Regions from separate parts of the Homo sapiens genome. Here region 2 is linked to region 1. Evidence: chromatin loops called from intact Hi-C (ENCODE). Cell type or tissue: GM12878. All regions are shown on one strand. Links, peaks and the distances in the headings refer to the core of each region. The heading gives the core; the rest is flanking DNA.

Region 1 (2,931 bases), core at 162-2,661:
GAGCCCAGGGAGCTCAAGGCTACAGTGAGCCGTGACTGTGCCACTGCACTCCAGCCTGGGTGAGACACTGCCTCAAAAAAAATGAGAGAGAGAATAATTAAAACTCACTTTTATTTTCTTTTCATTAATTTAATATAGGAAGTTGAACAGACAACTTCATTTTAAATTACTTGAAAACATATTTTGGAAGATAACTTTATATTTTGAAATTATCATTACAGATATCAACTAAAATATTTTCATATAAAAATAATAATTATGGTAGAAATAAAATTATAGTGATGACAGTATTCTAAAAAGTGATCCTCTTTTATGAAGTACCATAAGTAATGCAGGTAATAGATAAGAAATGAGTTCCATAAATTGATAGATCACTAAGATATTTTTAAAAGTAAATAATATTAAATTTCTTTAACAAACAAAATGATTTTATTTCCTTAAGAAAAATATTTGTTATAGAAGCCCCATCATTAAGAGTTCTCCAGCTAGAGACAGGATAAAGAGTTTGTCAAAGAGTTTCTTCAGTCCTTGGGTTAGCTCCACTAAGGCATTTATATAAGTGTTTGAAATCATGAAAACTTGACCTATAGGTTTACAGTTATTTCATAGTTTCTAGTGGTGCCTTATAGACTCTGTGAATAAGGATGAGCCCACATTCATCACTTTCTGAGCTCCTGCCTTATAGCCTTCAACATCTGCTGCCTTAACAAGAAGGAGATGAGTGGAGATGTGAAATGTGAGAAGTGGTAGAGGGTTGAATTGAGACATGAAGAGGTTAATGATAAGGGAGGAGGAGAAGGAACTAACACGAGTACTTACCATGAGCTTGACTGAGCACTGCATGTTATATCATTAATCTTAGGGGAATCAGGTAGAGTTTAACAGTAACTGAGTTGAAATTATGTCCTTTTCTATTTTTGAAGAATCACTAAAGTATAGATTATCAAATAAGTGCCATACTATAATATTGTATTTTTTCCCCACAGATGCAGTAGAAAGTCTTATGATAAATGATTCCTTTTGCTCCATAGAAAAGTGGCAAGAAGTGGCAAATATATGTTCACAGAATGGCTTTGACAAATTATCTAATGACATCACGTCTATTCTTCGATCTCAGGCTGCAGTTACAGAAATTTCTGAAGAGGATGACGCAGTCAACCTAATGGAACATGTGTTTTGGTAGTTCTATATCTTAACCAGCTGAGGGAGCTTGTACAACACCTTATGTATGCTGGTTGGGAAAAACTGATTTTAACGTAACTAACTTATAAATAAATCTAGAGTAAGAAGATCTCAGAAATAAATCACACTTTTGTTATGATGACATTTAGATTTGTCTTTGAAATATTTATACTATTGCTTCCTTTTCCCCATATGGTCATTTCTTATATTGAATCTTGATAAAATCCAAGATTATAACTTTGTGTGAAACAGTGTAGGGCATTTTTATCTAAGGACATAAGCTAATGTCCAGATATATTACTTTCTGGTGATGTAATATGATAGCAAGAACTGAGGAAGGTGTGGGTAGTATCCTGTGTGTTAGACTGTCTTCCCAAACATGAAATGCTACAAGCCTGACTTGACCAGAAAAGCAGGAAATCATTTCAAGGTTGGACTTGCTGGCAAAAACCTAGAGTATAGTAATTTTGTACTGCTGATTTAAAGATGCGCCCCATGCTTTGATATATATAAATATGGCAAAGCTTAGGCTTCTAGTATAAAAGCTGGGACTCTTGGCATGTTATTACTTAGAGAGAAGACCAGTCGAATTTTGCATAGAAGTAGACCTGTGATACCTATAGGTATGGAAAATATGTCATAAGAAGTGGTTTTGGATTATTTCAAGTGTCTGAATAAGTATTTGATTGAAAACTCTGAAAGTTCTGTGCCATGGACAGGTGTAATATTAAAAATATTTAATGATTAGTATGGCATGGGCACAAATCAAGCAGAACAGATACCTAATTAATCAGAACAGCCTTTAGCCCTTATGCCACACCAGAGCTTACTAGCTAAATGTCATCCTTGACCATGGAACATGGTTAAAATGAGCTGCTGGCTGGGCAAGGTAGCTCATGTCTGTAATCCCAGCACTTTGGGAGGTCGAGGCAGGAGGATCGCTTGAGCCCAGGAGTTTGAGACCAGCTAGGTAACACAGTGAGATCCCGTCTCTGTTATTAAAAAAAGAAAAAAAAATTTCAAGTAAAAAATGAAAATGATCTGCTATTAGAATAAGAGCAAAGAGCATAACTTTTCCCATCCTAAATTTAAATTGAATATGTATTTTTATGTTATAGTGGAAAGAAGATGAACGGGGAGTCAGACAGCTTCATATTAAAATTCTGGTCCTACCTCTTACTCACTTATAAAATATGGGCAGTCTTCCTTAGGCTTGTTGTGAGGATTAGTGATAATGTATGTGTAGTGTAAGTGTATAACATGATAGAGGAACTTAGGAAAAGATAGCTGTAATTCCTTTGTAATCGGCCCCAGAAACACACATTTCTCTACTTAGTTTGTACTTACTAAATCCCATATGTCTACTCATTTGTATTTATATGTTTATCCTTCTTTAAAGTATTTGATATATTGGTACAACTTATTGCTGAGATTAAGTTATCTGTCCACACTTGTATTAGGGTTGCCTGGCTTATCTTATAAATTCAGAAGCATTCAAGCTGAGTTTTTAATTTTTCCATTTGGTGCTAAATAGAATACTGGATAATTATAATTCAGCTTTCTAAAACGTAGCATTTTTAAAGTAATACATGTGCATAGTTTAAAAAGCAATTTATTACTAAAAGCCTTATCAAAATAATATTTTGATTTTTGGCCTTCATACAGGCTGTTGAAAAGAGCAGATAAAGGATGGAAAAAAGGAATGGAAAGGGAGAGGTATTTCGGCAGCACTGGTTCTTTGTGTGCCAA
Region 2 (2,931 bases), core at 307-2,806, 410 kb after region 1:
TAGATAATTCATAACAAGTTTTAGCCATTGTTTAAGAAGATTTAAAATTATGTCAATCCATACTAAAAATATAAGATCAGCATTTCTCTTCTTAAAAATACCCTTGTAAGTAATTTCTAGAGATCTGCTTATGTGTGTTAAATTATACACAATAAGTTAGAGGCTGAATATAATAAATATTTACTGCTTCTAAAACTTCTACGATCACTTAAATTTAAAATTCAGGTAGTTTTCCACTCAAAGGAAGATATCCAGAAAATATATTATTACGAGAAAGTGGGAAATAAAGAAAAAAAAATTCTAATGTAGGCAAAAGAGAGGAAAAATTTTAAAAATGGAAACAAACACTGAAAGCAAAAATATTAGCTAACTATTCATATGTGTGATTTAACCATCTCCCACTAATCAAATGCCAACAATCCCAGGTGGAAAAAATTCACTACAAGCTTTAATGGAAGCACTCATGAATAAATTTTGGCATAAGCAGTTTTGTAAATAGAAGAGGTTAAATAGGAATCTGGCATCTCCTACCATGCATATACCAAATAGAAAGAAAGCTGAAAAGGCCACCATGGCCTTTTGCTGCCCCATTTCCCCAAACTGCGTTTGATTCTGCCCTAGGCAGAACAGTATTTAACCAGTCACTCCTGATGAGATAGGTGATGTTCTTAAAAACAAGTTCAGCCTTTAACCTATTCTTGTATTTATTGATGAAGGCACAATTTAATTTTATCTTCCCCAAAGTTAAAGCAGGGGGATTTCACATTAGCCACTGAATTACTAAGCATTAATGTAAGCAATGCAAACATGCCTACACAAGCAACAAGAAGCAGACAAGTGCAATTTAAAGTTAATGCACCTCAAATTCCTTATACAAGTGGAGTGCCCCCAGGTTTCACGAGCAATAGGGATAATGAATTTATTTGTGATTGCTTTGGGGGGATCAGATGTTGAGTTAATTATCAGCTCAACTTTTTTCCTCTTGGTCTAATCTCGCTAATTCTATATTTACTTTAAATGGCTCTCATTTGAATTTTCCAACTTCATAACGTGTAACTAATAATATTCCCACTATGTCTACTTTGTGCCAGTTTGTTTTGTATTAGGAAATTATATGGACTTAATCTTATTTTACAGGCAGACAGGCACACAGCATAAATGGCCGCTGTCTATAACCTTTCTAAAATGGCATATTGAAAATAACTGGACTGCTTGGAGGTTGAATGATGACCTTGGACAGGTTACTTAACTCAGCCACTTTTGCCAACCTAAACAAAATAAAATGCTGACTAGAGGGCAGGAAGTTAAGAAGGTCAACGAGGGAAAAGGCCAGAGGCCTGAGAATGTCCCTGTCCTTCAACTTCTGTCCACCCCTGGGTCAAAACCCTACAAGATGGCACAGAACAACCAACGGAGTTTGGAGAGGCCTTCAGGGCTGGAGATCTTGAACCTCACTTCCCAGCCTCGCTCTGGCAGAGAAGGGAGCCTGAAGGCAGCATCAGAGCCAAGGTGCCCCCTAGTGTCACGCCCTGAAAGCACCAGAGCCTTTCCAAACCCTCACCCTACCCTGCCAGGCCTGCTGAAGCTGTTTTCCGATGAAATTAATGTCATACCCAATTTTTACCTTAACCACTTTGAATACATTCACCCTTTTAGGCTCCTGGTAGAAGGAGAAAGACGATTTTCATTCTCCATATTTTCTATGACTTGGAGAACAGACAGTAATATCTCTACCCACCTACCCATCCAAAAACCACACAAATGCACCTAGCCAAACACTGTGTTTGATTTTAAATTCTCAATATTCTTTAAAAGCAGATTGCTAACTTAAAAGATAATAAAATGAAAGAAGCTTGGAATACTTCTCTGAGTATATCTTATTTTGTATAGTCTGGAGTTTTGGAATCATGTTAAAGTTCTATAAACATTCAAAAATTCAATTAGATCAACAAGAATAGAGGGAGAAGCCTAAAACTGAATGTAAACCTAACTGTATTCCAGTGAACCCAACTTTATTTAAAATGAATAACATAACCATGCTGAATTTTTAAAATACAGAACTAATCCAAGTAACTTCTGAACATAGAACTTTGACTATTCATGCTCAGTGTAAAGAAATATAAAAGAACTGCAAATAAATCTTGAACTCTTCTTAGCAGTTTGTTTTTCATACTCGATGGGTATACAATCCTGAAACTATTTTATGCACATTGCAGGATGGATCAAATGAATAAATGTATTATGTTTTGTGAGCCAGACTTCTCACTATGGAAGAAAAGAGACATAAATAATAAATGGGAGAAACCAAGGAAGAATGTAGGGTGGGAAGCTGTGTTGGAATTGGGGGGTTACCAGTATAAACTTAAGATGTTTAAATGTATCTCTATCTTTTTAGCTATATATATGAGTGTGTAGGTATATATATTCCCCAGCTCCATCTGCTGAAAAGGTCAAGAACAATGACATTCTGGCACAGCAATGATCACAGATCACAGTTCTTAAATACCAGTCCCACTAAAAGAACCAGAATTTCTTGGAGAAATTGATTCCAGTGCTAGGGAAGGGAAAGTACAAAATGGACCTGGAACAGCTATGATGCCAAACAGCAATAAGATGCTACACAAATTTATAAAGCATGTCAGAAGGACAAAGGAAATAGATAAATGGAGTTCCTATTGGCCCTGGGGATAATCTGAGCATCAAAATAAATAAGGGCAGGAAGCACTTTATTATAGCAGAATGTCAACTAATAAATATGGAAGGAACAATGGAGTTTTTAAAAGTCACAAATTCAGACATAAATTAGCAACGGATACTAAATCTGGAGGTGGGAGACGCTTGGGGAGTAAGATATTTATGTGGAGTCTTAAAAAGCACTTCCACTCAAATTACTCTATAATTAGAAAAGAAAAAAATAGTAACTATATGATA

The links. Hi-C counts contacts between places; a loop is a spot of excess contacts. Peaks named below come from ENCODE experiments on the same cell type or tissue, not always from the same donor. Only the 100,000 strongest peaks of a DNase experiment are listed, where the experiment ranks them.
Region 2: it touches region 1 in a loop (7-fold over the local background); 7 of 110 quality-filtered maps call a loop at or near these places.

The regions. Positions count from the first base shown.
Region 1 is chr2:55,174,042-55,176,972 of GRCh38, reverse strand. It overlaps CLHC1 (clathrin heavy chain linker domain containing 1), which reads left to right. Exons shown (of 13, transcript NM_152385.4): 13 at 987-2,931. The coding sequence ends at 1,183. Among named protein-coding and RNA genes, the nearest start is that of CLHC1, 57 kb to the left of the region's middle. In GM12878, for the core only: a CTCF peak has its summit at 1,194 (motif pointing right); no DNase peak of the experiment used is centred there.
Region 2 is chr2:54,762,417-54,765,347 of GRCh38, reverse strand. All of the region lies in intron 2 of EML6 (EMAP like 6), which reads right to left. Among named protein-coding and RNA genes, the nearest start is that of EML6-AS1, 13 kb to the right of the region's middle. In GM12878, for the core only: a CTCF peak has its summit at 1,507 (motif pointing left); no DNase peak of the experiment used is centred there.